2 separate regions of the Homo sapiens genome follow, and region 2 is linked to region 1. A link is an interaction called in ENCODE POLR2A ChIA-PET data of the cell type or tissue named here. Cell type or tissue: Caco-2. All regions are shown on one strand. Links, peaks and the distances in the headings refer to the core of each region. The heading gives the core; the rest is flanking DNA. Region 1 overlaps NR2F2-AS1 (NR2F2 antisense RNA 1). Region 2 overlaps NR2F2 (nuclear receptor subfamily 2 group F member 2).

Region 1 (7,454 bases), core at 1,117-6,116:
GTAAATGCTAAATTCTAGACATATATTGACACTCACAATTATGGACACCAATCATTTTGTGAAGGTAAGCCATACTTTTTAGGTTTTATGAATACTGAATGCATTTTAAAAGACAGCCAGATTCTCCCAGTGTTTACACAATGGGACTAAATGAGTGTTAATAACTTAGGTCTCTTAGAAGCTGTATGAAGATATGCTAACAAAATTCTTTGCTAATACACAGAAGAGATATGCCAGTGTTGGTGGTGTGTCTGTCCTAGAGAAAGGAACCCTAGGGACAGGCTTTCTTATTCAGCTTCATATCATCAATGAGCATTTCAGGGACCTTAGTGCTAAGTGTTCTTGAAGTGATGCTCAAATTTTAAATTTAAACTTCGCAAATTTTATGCACATATTTTAGGTGAGTAATGCAAGTTCAATCCAACACTCCATACACAAAGGGCACCTGGATATTCCTAGGTCTCAGTTATGGGAATACATGAAGTCAAATGAACATTCATAGCTCTTGAGATCCTTCCATGGCCCCAACAAGACCACCTGTCATGGCTGGTCCCTTCTTTTGCTTCATCTGGGCTCCACTGGGCCCAGCAGTTCTCCACTGTTGTTCCTGGAGGAGTCAGAGTGGCTGTGAAGTCTGTGGTGAAGTGTGTGGGGCAGATCCCTCTGTCTGTGTGTCTCACTTCATCACTTTAGCCTGTAGGCAGTACAGTTTGGACCTGAGTCTCATAATGGCTTTTGTGAAAGAGCGCATCAGACTGAGTTTCTGGCACCATCTGGGAAACACACAGCATTCTCTTCCATCTTGGCTTCCCATGTCTTCCCAGAACCTTGTGTTCCAAAGTTCTTTTTAGTCCAGACCCTCAGCAGTGTTGGACATAAATTCACGCAGATACGTGTTTTGGGGATAGCAGGGTAGGAAGTTTGTAGCCCCATAAGTCTTAGCACATGCCACACTACTATTAATATGTTTCCTTTTGACGGATGGCTCAGGCATAGAGTGACAATTTGATCTCAGAATATAAATAGACCCAGAGGTTTTATAAAAAGCTTCTTTTGTGATTTTGTGGTGATGACTGTATTGGACTTTTAATAAATTTACCACCTATAGATGATGGCTGTAGATACAGACACCAACACAAAGAGTGAATAAGAATTAAAGGAAATCTGTGAAAGATCAAAATAACAAGGAGATCATCATGGTATTTTTCCGGGGTGGTTCAGATATTGGAGAGGCATGGGAGTGTTCAGTAGTCAGTGACTTCTGCATGATATTTGCATAGAGAGAACTTTAAAAAGGTTGCATTTCTTTTCTGCTTTCATATTTACTTTGGGTTAAGGTTATAGGATCTCCTTGGCAATGTTGCTGATGCTATTTTTGTAAACCCCAAATCAGTGTTCAAATGTGGTGGGATGGAAATTTTGAGCTACAGCAATAATAAATACATTTTATGTCCCCGTAACATTCAAGCTGTAGTATGTCTAAGAGTCAGTGAAAGTTGTTTCCTGCCTTGAACTCTGAAGTAAGAAAGAAACTTTTGTTTATAAATGTTAGAGATTTTGTTTTTGCATTTACCGCAAAGTTAAGTGCAGATATAATCTAATCAGTTTTGGCAAAATATCAAGCGTGCTTGTTTGTTTGATAAGGGAGGGAAACCCCCAACTTTTCATGAGCGCAAGTCCTTTACCTGTGTTGAAGATACATGACTTCTGTCCATAAAGTCTTCGATCTTGTGGACTCATACAGAAAACACGGGTCCTGTACAGGAAATAAGAGGCAGACATGTACTCCAGAACATCTTTCTCATCCATTTTAATAATGTCTGGTTTTGAATTTATAGGATTTCATATAAAGGACCCCATTTATAAGTTTTTTATTCTTCTCCTCTAAAGATGTAAAACTTTATATGCTGATTCGAGTGAAATTGAGAGTAGTCAATATCAATCAAACAAAGATTATTTAATATGCACTTTAGCATATTCTATATTGGATTTCTTCACGAGAATATTTGATAAGAGAACAGGTGTGTGTGTGTGTGTTTCTATATCTATCTTTCTATGTTTTTCAACTCACCATGCTTCTACACTATAATCTCCTTGAAGGGCAGGGCCATGTGGTATTCATTTTGTTAACCTTGTAACACCTAGTGGGACACTCTCAAGACATGAAAACCAGTTTATAATTGTATCAACTTTACATTCTGGAAGATGCCTGTCAGTGGCCTTTTATGTACCTTGCACCCATCTGGTGGGGTGGATTGGGCAAGCCTTACAGTCCTTATTTTATAGAAGATGAATTTGAATTTCAGAGAGAGTGAGTGATTTACAATTCCGGGCATGTCTTTCACCCCATCCATTTCTTGTGGCCCATCTCTGGACACTTTATGTTGAGGGAAAGGAGCATTACCCTGCAAGCCTGGCAGGAAGAAGGGCTGCTGACAAATGGTGTGTTTGAATTTATGGGTTGGGCTAGTGACAGTTGACAGAGCCTTCCTATAGAGACACAGGATTCTCCATCACCACTGGCACTTTGCCCCTAGGACCACAATGAGTATCAAACCACATTTAAGACAACCGTGAACAAATTTCAGTGGGATTGGCAATGAGATTTCCAAATGGACAGATCTTCTGCCTGAAGGTGGTCATCAGCATGTCTATAGTGTATAGAGTTCTCTGCTAAATCCACAGCTTCTGCTTCACCTAACTTTTTTTTTAACCTGGTTTTGTTCATTGCAGATAGAGTTCTCTCTCTGATAGCCAGGAAGTTGTATTGAGAAGGGATCAGCCACAACAAGCTTGACTCACTGGGCACATGTTACCTTTTGTTTTTTGTTCAGCACCTCTTTATATAACAAAACTGTCTAATCTCTCAAAGTCGTAAAAGGTTAACATTTAACTAAGTCCTGCATGTCATTCTGGGATGGACATCATGACAGTTTGGCATGTCCTTTGGCATTGTGTTTGTGCTGATACATTTCCATTCAATTTACAAACGTTTCATTGAATGCATACCACATGCCAGGTGATAGTGCTGCTGCTGGGGAGAAGGTGGGAAATGAGGCATACACAATCCCTGCCCTCACAGAACCTAGTGGGGACAGATGAGAAGAAAGGAATGCCAGTGGAATTAGTGTGATGAAAGAACAATCCCATGAGATAGGAATAGCTTTTTTAGAGCGCTAGGCATTCTGAAACTTTCTGGTTATCTCAGATCTCAGATTGCTTAAGCTTCTTCATGCCCTTACAGGTAGGCTCCGGTCTTAGTAGCTCTGAAATATTGTGAAAGTTTCGTGACCTCTTGGGACCATAGTTTTATCATCTGTGAAACATAGACATTAAAGTGGAGGACTTTAAAAGCTTTTGCAATCCTAAAGTATCATTGTTGTATTATTGCAATAGCTAACATTGATCAAAGTCTGACAAGGTGCCAGGCACTGGACAGGGAGCTCTTATAAGCATTGTTTAATTTATTAAGTGATTTTTGTGGATCTTTTTGTATAAACCTGGATACAAGCAGCCTAAGGAGGGACATGGCAGGTACTCTGGTGAAATCCAGATAACCATCAAGGGAGCAGGTGGCTTTGTCTAGATCTCTTTCCCAATTTAGATGTTTTATATACTTTTCAGGGGAACTTGCATCACATCTGTACACACCTATGTTATATTTATATAATATTTGCATGTGAACTCTTTGTTCTATTTAAAAATGATCAATTTGATGCCTCAAAAGTTTTTTTAAAAGCATAAAACTCTAATGACAAAAAAGCAGTTTTCAAAGCAAAATGAAGTCCTCCCATTTGGTATAGTCATTTATTTTAAAAGACAGGTACATTTTAAATGCCCCCTATCCAGCTGTGTTCATCTATGTCTCCTTTTGTAGAGTTATTTAAGTCTTTTTGGAATTGCCTTGTGTCATTTTCAAATGTTCTTGAATTTAATGTCTGCACGACATTCTTAGGCAGACTTAGTCCTCAGCTACCTGCCAGGGATGAGTTCACATTCCTTTCAATAATGAGAAAGCAGGAAAATGGACAACACATTTGCAATAGGCTCAAAAACACCTGCCAGGGGAAAGAGATGAGCTGTTTGATGTCCCATGTCCCACCGACCTGGCAACTCTGTTAACTAACAGTGATGATGAAGAAGATGGTGGCAGTGGTGGTGGTGATGACAGGTGCGAATGTGGACTGAGCCACTCAGGAACTTGGAAAATTATTTGCATAGCTATTTCATTCAATCCTCATAACAACAAACTGAAGTAGACGTGAATATGTCCATTTTACAGGGATGAAACTGAGTCTCAATATTTGTAACCACCTTGCTCTAGGTTACTCTAGGTTACTGGACAAGGTGGGATTTGAACCCAGGTCAATCTAATTCCAGATCTCAGGCCTTGAGCTTCTACATGACACTAGTTTAATCCCTTCTTGCCAAGAATTCTTTCTAAGAGATAAGGCAAATCTGCTGTACTATCTTTAATTCTATAATGATATGAATAGAGCTATTATTATTTTAATATTATCAATTAGTAACTTAGAAATTCTCCCAAAGAGTCAAACAATTGGAAAAAGTACAATGTGGCACAAACCTCACAAACTTTTAGCAGTTCATTATTTGGTCCATGGGTGGGAAGGCAGCATGGCACAGAGGAAAAAGCCAGGACATGGGCTAGGCTGGGCTGGGCTGGGCTGGGCTGGGTTAGAGACCTGGGCCCATACTGCTGACTACATGGACCTGGCCCATCTCTAACCCCTCTAAGTCCTAATTTCCTCACCTACAAGGAGTGGCTAAAATGTCTTTGTTGAAAGAATGTTAGATTGATTGCAAATCATAAATTAAATGTGTCTGGGCAGTGTCTGGCAACGCAAGTGCTATGTGGTTCCTACTAGATAAATGGTAGAAAAGCTCTTGGCACAAACCGCCCAAGCCTGTCATGCTCCTGGGATAAGACTACCTTCAAGCCCTGCCTGATTTCATTCCTGTCCATGTCACCAGCCCCATCTTTAGCCATTTTCCTTTTCATTGATTTTTTTCTCATTTCTCATGTGGGACAGTGTCACCCTTCCACCCCAGGGTCTTTGAATATGCCATTTCCTTGGCTGAAAAATAATCTTTCACCCTTGTATGAATGCACTGTTCTGTCTTGTCCTTGAGATCTCAGCTCAAATGTCACTTCCCCAGGGGAGTCTTTTCTGAAGCCCCAAAGCATCAGGCCCCCCTTATAGATTCCCAGGGTGCTTTCCGATTTGGGATACCCTTCCCAGTGGTAATTAAGTACTTAATTCACCATTAATTGTTTAATGTCTGTCTCCATCACCAGCATTGACCTCCAACAGGGCAGAGGCTGCATCTGCCATATTTATTCTCTCTCCCCAGATCCTGGCATGGGGCGTCGCTCCTAGTTGGTGCTTGATGAATATTCATTGAATGAATGAATAAATGAGCTGATGAATAAAGGATTGCCTTATTTCAAGGATCCCCCTTTACACTTTCTAACCTGTTTTTACTAAAAGAAGACCACTTGATGTGAGCCAGGAAGACTTTTACCAAAAGTTTTTGCCAAAAGCTGTGCCCTTTTTACCCCTGATGAGAGCAGAACTTCCTGGGGGACCATTTGTTACCTGTGGCGCAGAAGCCTTGTGTACCAAATGAGCTGCATCCACTCCGACCAGAGCGATACACTGGATGATAAAAAGATATCACCTCCCTGAAACAGATGCTTCATTTTATGATAGAAACAGAGACGCTGAAGCCTGCAGGTGCCGGGCTGACACGCGCTCTGCAGAGAATCATTAGAGCCTCCTTAGAGAACTGGGTTTACTCTGTGTTTAATCAGCCCCAGGCAGAAGAAATGGCTTCATTTCAGCTCGACGAGAGCCAGATCACAAAAGGAAGATAGATGGCCAATACGGCTCATCACTATAAGCATATTGTCTTAATTTGAAGGAACAGCCTGGCACCCGTGCTAATCAGGAAAGAAAGTGCAATATGGCTAGCACTGAAGGCCAGTCAGTTTAACTCTCAGTGTACCCCTTAAGGAGAAGCTCTCATTTATTTTCTTAATTAATATTTTAAGGGAAGTGAGAATCACAAAACACATTACTCAATCACTTAAGAAGTTCCTTGGCTTAGAATTAAAGATGCTCCAGGAAAGACTTTTTATACCTGAAAACTGTGAATCTCTACCTAGAAAAAAGTCTTAAAGCCGGTGAATAAAGTGGCTTAGGAAGGTAAGGTCTATTAATTTGCTGGCTGCTTTTAATATTGGTCACGTTTGGCAGTTGATCCAGAAATAGCTACAAATAGAGACGACATCAGATCTATTGTGTGGAAACTTGCTGGTCTCTTGTAGGCTCTTGTTTTTCATGGCTCAGTCCTGTGCTTGTTCTTCACCACCCTCAGCTTTATTGAGGTGTAATTGACAAATAAGGATTATATATTTAGGCTGGACATGGCAGCTCATGCCTGTAATCCCAGCATTCTGGGAGCTGAGGCGGGTGGATTGCTTGAGCCCAGGAGTTCGAGACCAGCCTGTGCAACATGGCAAAACCCTGTCTCTACAAAAACACAAAAATTAGCCAGGTGTAGTGGCAGCTACTGGGGAGGTTTAGGTGGGAGATCACTTGAGCCCGGGAGGCTAAGGTTGCAGTGAACTGAGATTGAGCCAATGCACTCCAGCCTAGGCCACAGAGCCAGACCCTGTCTCAAAAAAAAAAAAAAGGTTATAACTTTAAGGCATGCAATGTGGGGTTTTGATATACCTTGTAAAATGATGACCACAATCATGCTAGTTAACATGTCCATCATGTCACATCATTACCTTTCTCTCCCTTGTGGTCAAAACATTTAAGATCTACTCTCTTAGCAGGCCAGGCACAGTGCCTCACGCCTGTAATCCCAACATTTTGGGAGGCCAAGTCAAGTGGATTACTTGAGGTCAGGAGTTAGAGACCAGCCTGGCCAACATGGTGAAACCCCGTCTCTACTAAAAATACAAAAATTAGCCCGGTGTGGTGGTGTGCTTCTGTCGTCCCAGCCACTCGGCAGGCTGAGGCAGGAGAATCGCTTGAACCTGGGAGGTGGAGGTTGCAGTGAGTGGAACCTCTGCATTCCAGCCTGGGCGATAGAGCAATATTGTATCAAAAGCAAACAAACAAACAAACAAACAAACAAACAAAAAACTACTCTCCTTGCAAACTGCAAGTATACAATACATTATTATTAACTAAGTTACTTTCTGTACATTAGATCTCCAAAATTTATTCACTCTGCATAACTGAAATATTGCACCCTTTCACTAACTCGCCCGCGTCCCTCCTCACGCGCTTCCCCTGACAACCATCATTGTACCCTCTTCATCTGCGTGCTTTTGCCCCTCTAGAACTTGCCTTGGTTAGGACTGCAAAATGGATATTCAGTTCAGTCGCTCTTAGCTTCTCGATTGCCCCAAAATGCCA
Region 2 (7,240 bases), core at 2,241-7,240, 110 kb before region 1:
TGAAAAGAGGAGGGCCCGCAACACTCCTGAAATAACACACTCTCCCCAGCAAAAGGTAAAAAGCAAAACGGCCCTTTGTTCAGCTAATTAACGAAGGCCCAACTCCGAAAGCAGATGTGTTTGCTTAGCTAATCACAAGCATGTTTCTTTCAAGGAACGTCATTTCGAGGGGGCCGCTCCGGGGGAGATGGGATAGAGGGACACCACCCCCCAGGCCCATTCTGCCTCGGGTCTCTCACCCCGGTCTAAGATCCAGAGGCTGAATCCAGGCAGCCCGTCTTTCACACCTTTCTTCCCCTCAGCCCTACCCCAGAGGCCCCATAGGCAGAGACTTCAGCGCTAGCCCCAAGGCCAAACCTGCAAGACACGAGGGGGAGAAAAATAAAAGTTTTAATGACACAGATGCCATATTAAATGAGGCAGTTTTACAATTCACTTTGAATAGGACGCTAACTTATTACAAGTGTGTTATCAGAAGGACGATAAGATTTACAACTCCAAGAGTCAGCTTTGCGCCTTAATGACAATGGATGTTAAGAGGAGGAAATCTGTTCTCTATTAGAGGAGATGAGAATCCCTTCCCGGGTTTGGGGGCATTTACAGAGGCCTCCAGGACAGATACCAAGCCCTTTGTGTCTCTGTATGAAAGATTCTCTCTTTCCCCTTTGGCTATGAAATAGGGTCTCCTTGTTGGGTTAGCACCTTGCTCAGCTTTTTACCGTGTGCTTGGGATAGAAAAAACAGAAGGAAAACGAGATAGAATTGGGGATGGAGATAGAGGTGGGGTGGGGAGCGGTTCTTAGCCCTCTGGTTCCTCCAGTAGTACTACTTCCCGGTCTTTCTTTACCATACAAAAAATAGCTTTCCCCTAAACCAACACAGTAAGCAAACTTTAAAAAACTGAGGTCCTATTACAAACCAACGCCCAGCACTAACTGCTTTAAAATTACTGCATAATTAGATTTAGTTGAATTTCACCATTAATTAGGCAGCCGCACTGCAGGGAGCCTTTGAAATCTGAGAAAATGGGAAAAATCATCTGAAGCACGTTTTTTAAGCCCAACTTCAATAAATCTTGACGAGGCCTGGAATTCAGAGAGTATCCCAGGCGGCTGAGGGAGAGGGTTGTCCAGGCCGGGGCTGGGGATGGAGCTGGACGTGGCGGGGCGATATCCCATCCGCCCGAGAAGGGAGCCTGGGCCCGGATCCACTATCTCTGCAGAGGCCCTCAGAAGACCCTCTCTAGGAGGCCAGGTCTGTCCCACGGCCGCCCTTGCCCACTCTCAAACCTATTAGAGAAAGAGGGTCCTCCGCTGCAGTCGCTCTCCTGCCAGGGGCACAGTCCACGCGGGCTCACACATTTCTAGGGTCTGCGACCACCCGCCTGGAACCGGCCCTCAGCCCCTGCTAGACCCTCCCACCCCCCAATCAACCCTCCGCCCGGAAAGCCTCCTTTCCCACAACTTGGGCGTGCAAAAGCAGCAAGTTCTGCCCAAGTCCAGCGGGGTTCGCATTCCGCCCTCCCCACCGCGCCCCAGCTCCGCTCGGGCCCGCGCAAACCCCGGCGCAGCCCCTGCATTAATGAGCGCGAGAACTGACCGAGGTCTGTAAAGACCGTCCTCTTCCCATCCCCCTATACCATTCAAACATTTAAGATCATTTGCGGATACAGACTTTTTATTTTTCTAATTTGGTTCTTGGAAGGAGAGGGGACAGGAAATCAACTCTCCTGAATATGGGAGGGGGAGGGGAGAAGGTACAGCGTTACCAATATTTTCCTTACGAATTCTGTTGCTTTAATTAAAGAACCGAGGACCGGACTCACTTGCCAGCAAGAGTTTAAAAAAGGGTTTTCTGCCTGCAGACGGAATGGCCTTTAGCGCCCCCCGCCCTCCTTTTTTTCTTTTTGGTAACCAATGTGTTTTCTATTACCCGGCCCTGCCGAGCCTGGCAGCCCGGCGCTCGCGGTGCAGTGGGAGACGCCATGTTGGCTCAGCTCATAGGACCAAGTCAAAAGCGAGATTCGAGGCAGAGTTTCACACGCTCGAGCTCCCCCTGACCGCCCCCCGCCCCCGCCCTCGCCCCCCCCGCCTGTCGCCGCTTAATGCACATCCCAGGAGTGCAGCTCCGCGCGCCCGGCACCCCGGACTTTCCCGGGGCGCTGGCGGAATTCTGCCGCACGTAAGTGGGGGCGGGGGCTGGGGGGCAGGCACTTTCCCGTAGCAGCTGCCAACTCCAGGCCCCCGTCCCTGCAGCCGGCTAGAGGCTAAGCCTCGGACGTCGCCCGCTAACTTTGAGCCCCAGCTCCTCGCGGCCCAGGGAGAGCTAATGGTGAAAGGCCGAGGCAGGGCGACCGCGAGCCGAGCGAGCAGGCTGGAATCCCCCCCGGGCTCAATCTTCCCCCAGGTTTGTTTGAAAGTGGCGAGAAGCAGCGAGCGCCCCTCTCTCTCCTTGCACTATTGTTGCATTTCGCGTCTAACTGGGTTCTCTCACACCCCCGAGCGCCACGAGGAGGAGGGGGAGCGGGGTTGGGAAAAGAAATAAAGCGAGCTCAGATCAGATGAAAAAAAAAAAAAAAAAAAAACCCAGCAAGGAAAAAGAGACACTTAAAGGGAAAGAGTCGCCATGTTTAGCAGCTTTTTTAAAGATCTCGTCAATTTCACACAGAACGCGCTCGCTGGGTCCCAGCCCTCGTCTTTTGTCCAATTCAGTCGCAGCAAAGATCTTTTGTTCTAACTCAGCGTGAAAAGAAAAACTTTCTTTAAATGCAATAAACTTAAACCGAACTCAAGACTCTAAACAGATCCTCCTCCGGCCACTCTAAACATATACAAGGGGGTTTGTTTTAACCGGTTGAAAAATTTTGGGTCCTGTTTTTCTGCCTCGCAGACCCCAAGCTCATTGCTTAAACTTAAGAGTGCGAGAGAGATTTCCAACGTCTAGAACACATGCTTAAAGCATAATAAAACAGGGATTGTCTTTTGCTTTGAAAATCATAAATTATAATTTAATGCCAATAATAATTTACAACAAATGGCTGTTTACAATAAACTAACACAAAACAAACAAGGAAAAGGGCCTGTGTTTTACTTATTAGAGAAACTTCACACACTCACATGGATAGCACTTGCAAGAGGAAGAAAATCAACAACAACCGACAAAACCTCGAACTAAAGGTCAGCAATACTGTGCCGTAAGAACATACTTGTATTTATATATGTATATATCTACAGAAATAAGTGAGAGTCAGATGGAGAACTCTGCACAAATCAGATTTTACTGGTCTGCATGTATTGACTGGATCTGAATATTAACGTTTAATACACTTTACAAAATTATCCCTGTTCTTTCACCTCCCTCACTAGTCCTCCCCCCCCCCCACCAATTAGAATTAAACCACAACATGATGAAGTACTGGCGGTGGGGGGGTGGGTTGGAAACCTTGAATAAGAACAAAATTGCAAGCTCCCAGCACCGAGCTTCCTCCAAACCAGGAAAAGAGAAAGAGGAAAAATGAAAAAAAGACTCCAAAAGAAATAGTTACTACTTCCAAATCAGCACACCCTGTAAAGTTTCCCTCCTTCCTTCTTTCTTTTTCTCTGTCCTGCTTTCTCTTCCTTAATTTGGCTTCTAAGGACAAAGGATCCCAAGAGCAGTACAGATTGTAGCCACACAATCTGAAATGTCAAAATGTCGATGTGTTTTTATGTACATAACTCCAATGGAAAAGATTCCCTTGACCCTGTGGTCATGCTCTCACAGACTGAAGGTAAAGGGGGGGAGGGGAGAGGGAAACCAACTGCAAGTTATCATATATACATTAAAAGTAGACCTTTCAGTCTTAGAACCTGTATCACTGAATTTGAAACTCTCTCAACAACCACGCTAGAGTAGAATCACAGAATATTTTAAAAAATCGTACCTACTTAAGGAAAAACTCACTGCAAACAACTGTCCTCTAGTTACAATGCTGTGATTAGCTTGCTTGAACGATCTTCTGAGTAACTGTCAGAAATGTACAAAAGAGTATTTTTTTCTGATCATAAAATAGATACTGATCTCAAGATTTCTAATACTTTTTCACAATACCTTCCCTAAGCAGGCACTTAAGTGTGACAAATATAAGGGCCTTTTTTTTTTTCCTGGAAAATCCATTTTTAATTAAAAGGAGGATTAGGTGAATGGGGGTGGTTTACTATATCAGTATGGCACTTCCTAAACCATAGATAAACCATTAACTTCAGCTCCCCCCCCAACACACACACACCCAAATTAAACAGGCAAATACAGTAGTCCACCTTTGAACAAACTGACTGAGGGGAGTAAACAAATGCCCCCCCCCACCACCCCCCGCCCGGCCAGCTAAGCGAGAGCTCACAGGGGCTCTTCTAGATGTAAAGACAGTGAGTGGGGACAGCCAGGTTTCAGATATCAAATAATATTTTAATTTCTGAATACTTTCAATTTTCCTTGGAATATAACACACAAAGACTCGACCAAACAGTTCAGTTATTATAACTTTTACAGTATACAGAAATGTTGCACTTAAAAAAAAAACCTTCAGTTTTTTTAAAACACAAACTGTAAACTCTAAGATACTGAATCAATCACGTTACCTATAAGTGCCAACAGTGTTATTTTTGTCATGCTGATTTCAATGGTATTTTTTAAAAAGGGAAAATATCAACAATTATAATACAAAGGGTTTGCAAATATACAAACAGATATAGGATTTTCATAACAATTCAAGAACTAAGCGGGACCCAATTCAAATTACAAAAGTTCACTTTTTATTCAAAACCTCAGCATGTGTCTTGGACACATTCCTTGGCTGCCAATAAATTCCACAGTTCATTCTCTTTCTTAAAATATTTTTTAAAAGCTAGGTTTGTCATGGTTTCTTTTGGGGAGGGGCAGGGTAGGGGAAGTTAAGTGTTATATGTGGTTCCTCCAGTTCTCTAATTAGAGTGCTCGACTTCACCTAAAAATTTTGGTCACCACTTGTAAGTGCGTTTCCATCATCTTTGAGTTGCCTTTTAAAGTTTTATGTCTTCCTATGGTATTTTCATGGACTCAGTTTTAATTCTTGCAGAACATATATTTTAATGATACACAGTTTTTAAGAAGCCAAGATTATATCAAAACTTATTATAGAACCACAGAATAAACTGGTTTGGAACCAGAAAAGTACAAAAAAGAACAGCTAGAGGTACATAGACACAGGACAATTAATAATTTGGAAAAAAAAAAGACTTACTTTCTCCATTCTGCTAATTGTCTCCCAATCTCCTTAAATGCACTTTTAGCAATATTTTTCAAAAATTTACCAAAAAAAGAAAAAGACTAATTTCCTTTTTATACAAAAATGATAAGTAGCAAGTTGTTCTGACCGACACAGGAGTTTTTTTTTTTTTTTAATGCATTCTGTAAAAGTTCATTTGACAGTCTTTTTTTTTTTTTTTGAAATTCACAGTCCATTAAATTCTTCCCCTCTCTTCTTTTAGCAAACTTGTAACATCCTTTTATATCCTTTCTTAACAGAAGGAAATTAAGCAAACAAACCAGTCTTTTGCCTTTTCTTTCTCTGTTTCACTCCCCCTTCTTATTTTATTTATTTATTGAATTGCCATATACGGCCAGTTAAAACTGCTGCCGGACAGTAACATATCCCGGATGAGGGTTTCGATGGGGGTTTTACCTACCAAACGGACGAAAAACAATTGCTCTATGACTGAGGAGGAGACGGTGCGGAGGGAAGGGAGGCGAAGCAAAAGCTTTCCGAATCTCGTCGGCTGGTTGGGGTACTGGCTCCTAACGTATTCTTCCAAAGCACACTGAGACTTTTCCTGCAAGCTTTCCACATGGGCTACATCAGAGAGACCACAGGCATCTGGAAGAAAGTTTAAAAACAGAAGAAGAAGAAGAAGAAAAAGAAGAAGAAGAAGAAGAAGAAGAATTCAGTCATCAGATTAAGAGGTTTGAATTGGGTCACATGAGGTGTGTGCACAGAGCTCTGTCAAACTGCCCCAACCGGAGTTGGAGCAAATGTCTATGTACTGAAAACTTAAGGGGGGGAGGCGGGGTGGGGGAAGAAAGAGCAAGAGATGGTCCTGAGGAAGTGTTTGCTTTAAAATAAAACATAGCTCAGTGTGCTACAGGCTTTCACTGCCCGAGTCCTTAGCCTGGGTCATTGAGAGGCCCAAGCAAAAGTGCATTGGGTCTGTCTGGCCCAAGTCAGTAAACAGAAGAAACCAAAACTACCAGCACTCTCTCCCCTCCTCCTCTGTAAATAATAGTTTGGCTTATAATTATATAGGGGTTGGGGGTTGGGGGTGGACAACCTGGCCCAGTCCCGAGTAATGGCGTCCACGATCCAGCCTCAGATTCCCCCCAAAGAGGGCGACTCATTTTTCTCCAGTCTTTGAAACTGATTTAAGTGGCCCTTTAAAACTGATCTTGTCAGTTTAGCCTATTGAAGGGCAGCCATGCAAACCGTGATCTCTCTGTTCATTTGAGCTGTTTCTTTTCCCCCTTTTTCTTCTCTCTCCCTTTTTCTCCTACCCCCCTTTATTTTTTAAAACCCAGGTCCCTCCGAGAAGCATCCCCCCTCCCTGTTATCTTCAGGAAAACACTTTTCTTTTTTGATACGTGAAAATACAGTAAGTGCCTTTGAAATGAGAAGCTTCTTGGTAAAGGCGGTTCAGGTTGTGACCTGACCTTTCAGGGCTCCCCATACAAGACTGGGGTTAACATATGCATATTGTGAGTCATTAAAACAGATATTCGAAAATCTCCACCACCACCTCCACCCCAAGAACCAGAACACACATGCAACCTCCTCATATGTATATCTAGGACTCTGCATGTCTACAGAATGTAGAGGTGTCTGTGGACAGGAACTAAAAGATCTGTTTGCACAGGACTCCTTCCCTCGGCATCCTCGGAACTGTGTGTCTCCCTCTGAATCAGATAACAGGAACCTTTATCTCTTTGTGAGGCGATTTGCATTCTCCACACAGGCCTCCACATTTTGCAAATAGTCATAAATTAAACTGTTAACGACAGTATCAGGCATTTTTTTTTCCTTGAAAGACCAAGGGTAAGGCTAAGAGCTAGCAATGATACCAAGAAATTAACGACTACCTCCATCGTCCAAGAAGGTGGGCTGGGTGTTGGGTTGTGGGACAGGGGTGAAGGTGGCTATGAGGTAGGGAGATATCTTGTCTGTATATCTGCAGCA

The links. Peaks named below come from ENCODE experiments on the same cell type or tissue, not always from the same donor. Only the 100,000 strongest peaks of a DNase experiment are listed, where the experiment ranks them.
Region 2: POLR2A ChIA-PET joins it to region 1 with 9 read pairs; 6 of 35 experiments call an interaction of 5 or more read pairs at or near these places.

Annotation. Positions count from the first base shown.
Region 1 is chr15:96,221,575-96,229,028 of GRCh38, reverse strand. All of the region lies in intron 2 of NR2F2-AS1 (NR2F2 antisense RNA 1), which reads left to right. LOC112268156 (a long non-coding RNA gene) reads right to left here. Exons shown (of 2, transcript XR_002957737.1): 2 at 1,686-1,756. Among named protein-coding and RNA genes, the nearest start is that of NR2F2-AS1, 100 kb to the left of the region's middle. In Caco-2, for the core only: no CTCF peak of the experiment used is centred there; a DNase peak (open chromatin) is centred at 3,028.
Region 2 is chr15:96,335,998-96,343,237 of GRCh38, reverse strand. It overlaps NR2F2 (nuclear receptor subfamily 2 group F member 2), which reads right to left. Exons shown (of 3, transcript NM_021005.4): 3 at 2,980-5,890. The coding sequence ends at 5,616. SCDAL (stem cell derived angiogenic lncRNA) reads right to left here and starts at 341. Exons shown (of 2, transcript NR_198964.1): 1 at 240-341. RefSeq lists enhancers at 838-1,357, 1,358-1,878, 1,879-2,398 and a silencer at 2,144-2,438. In Caco-2, for the core only: no CTCF peak of the experiment used is centred there; no DNase peak of the experiment used is centred there; H3K4me3 peaks cover 906 bases.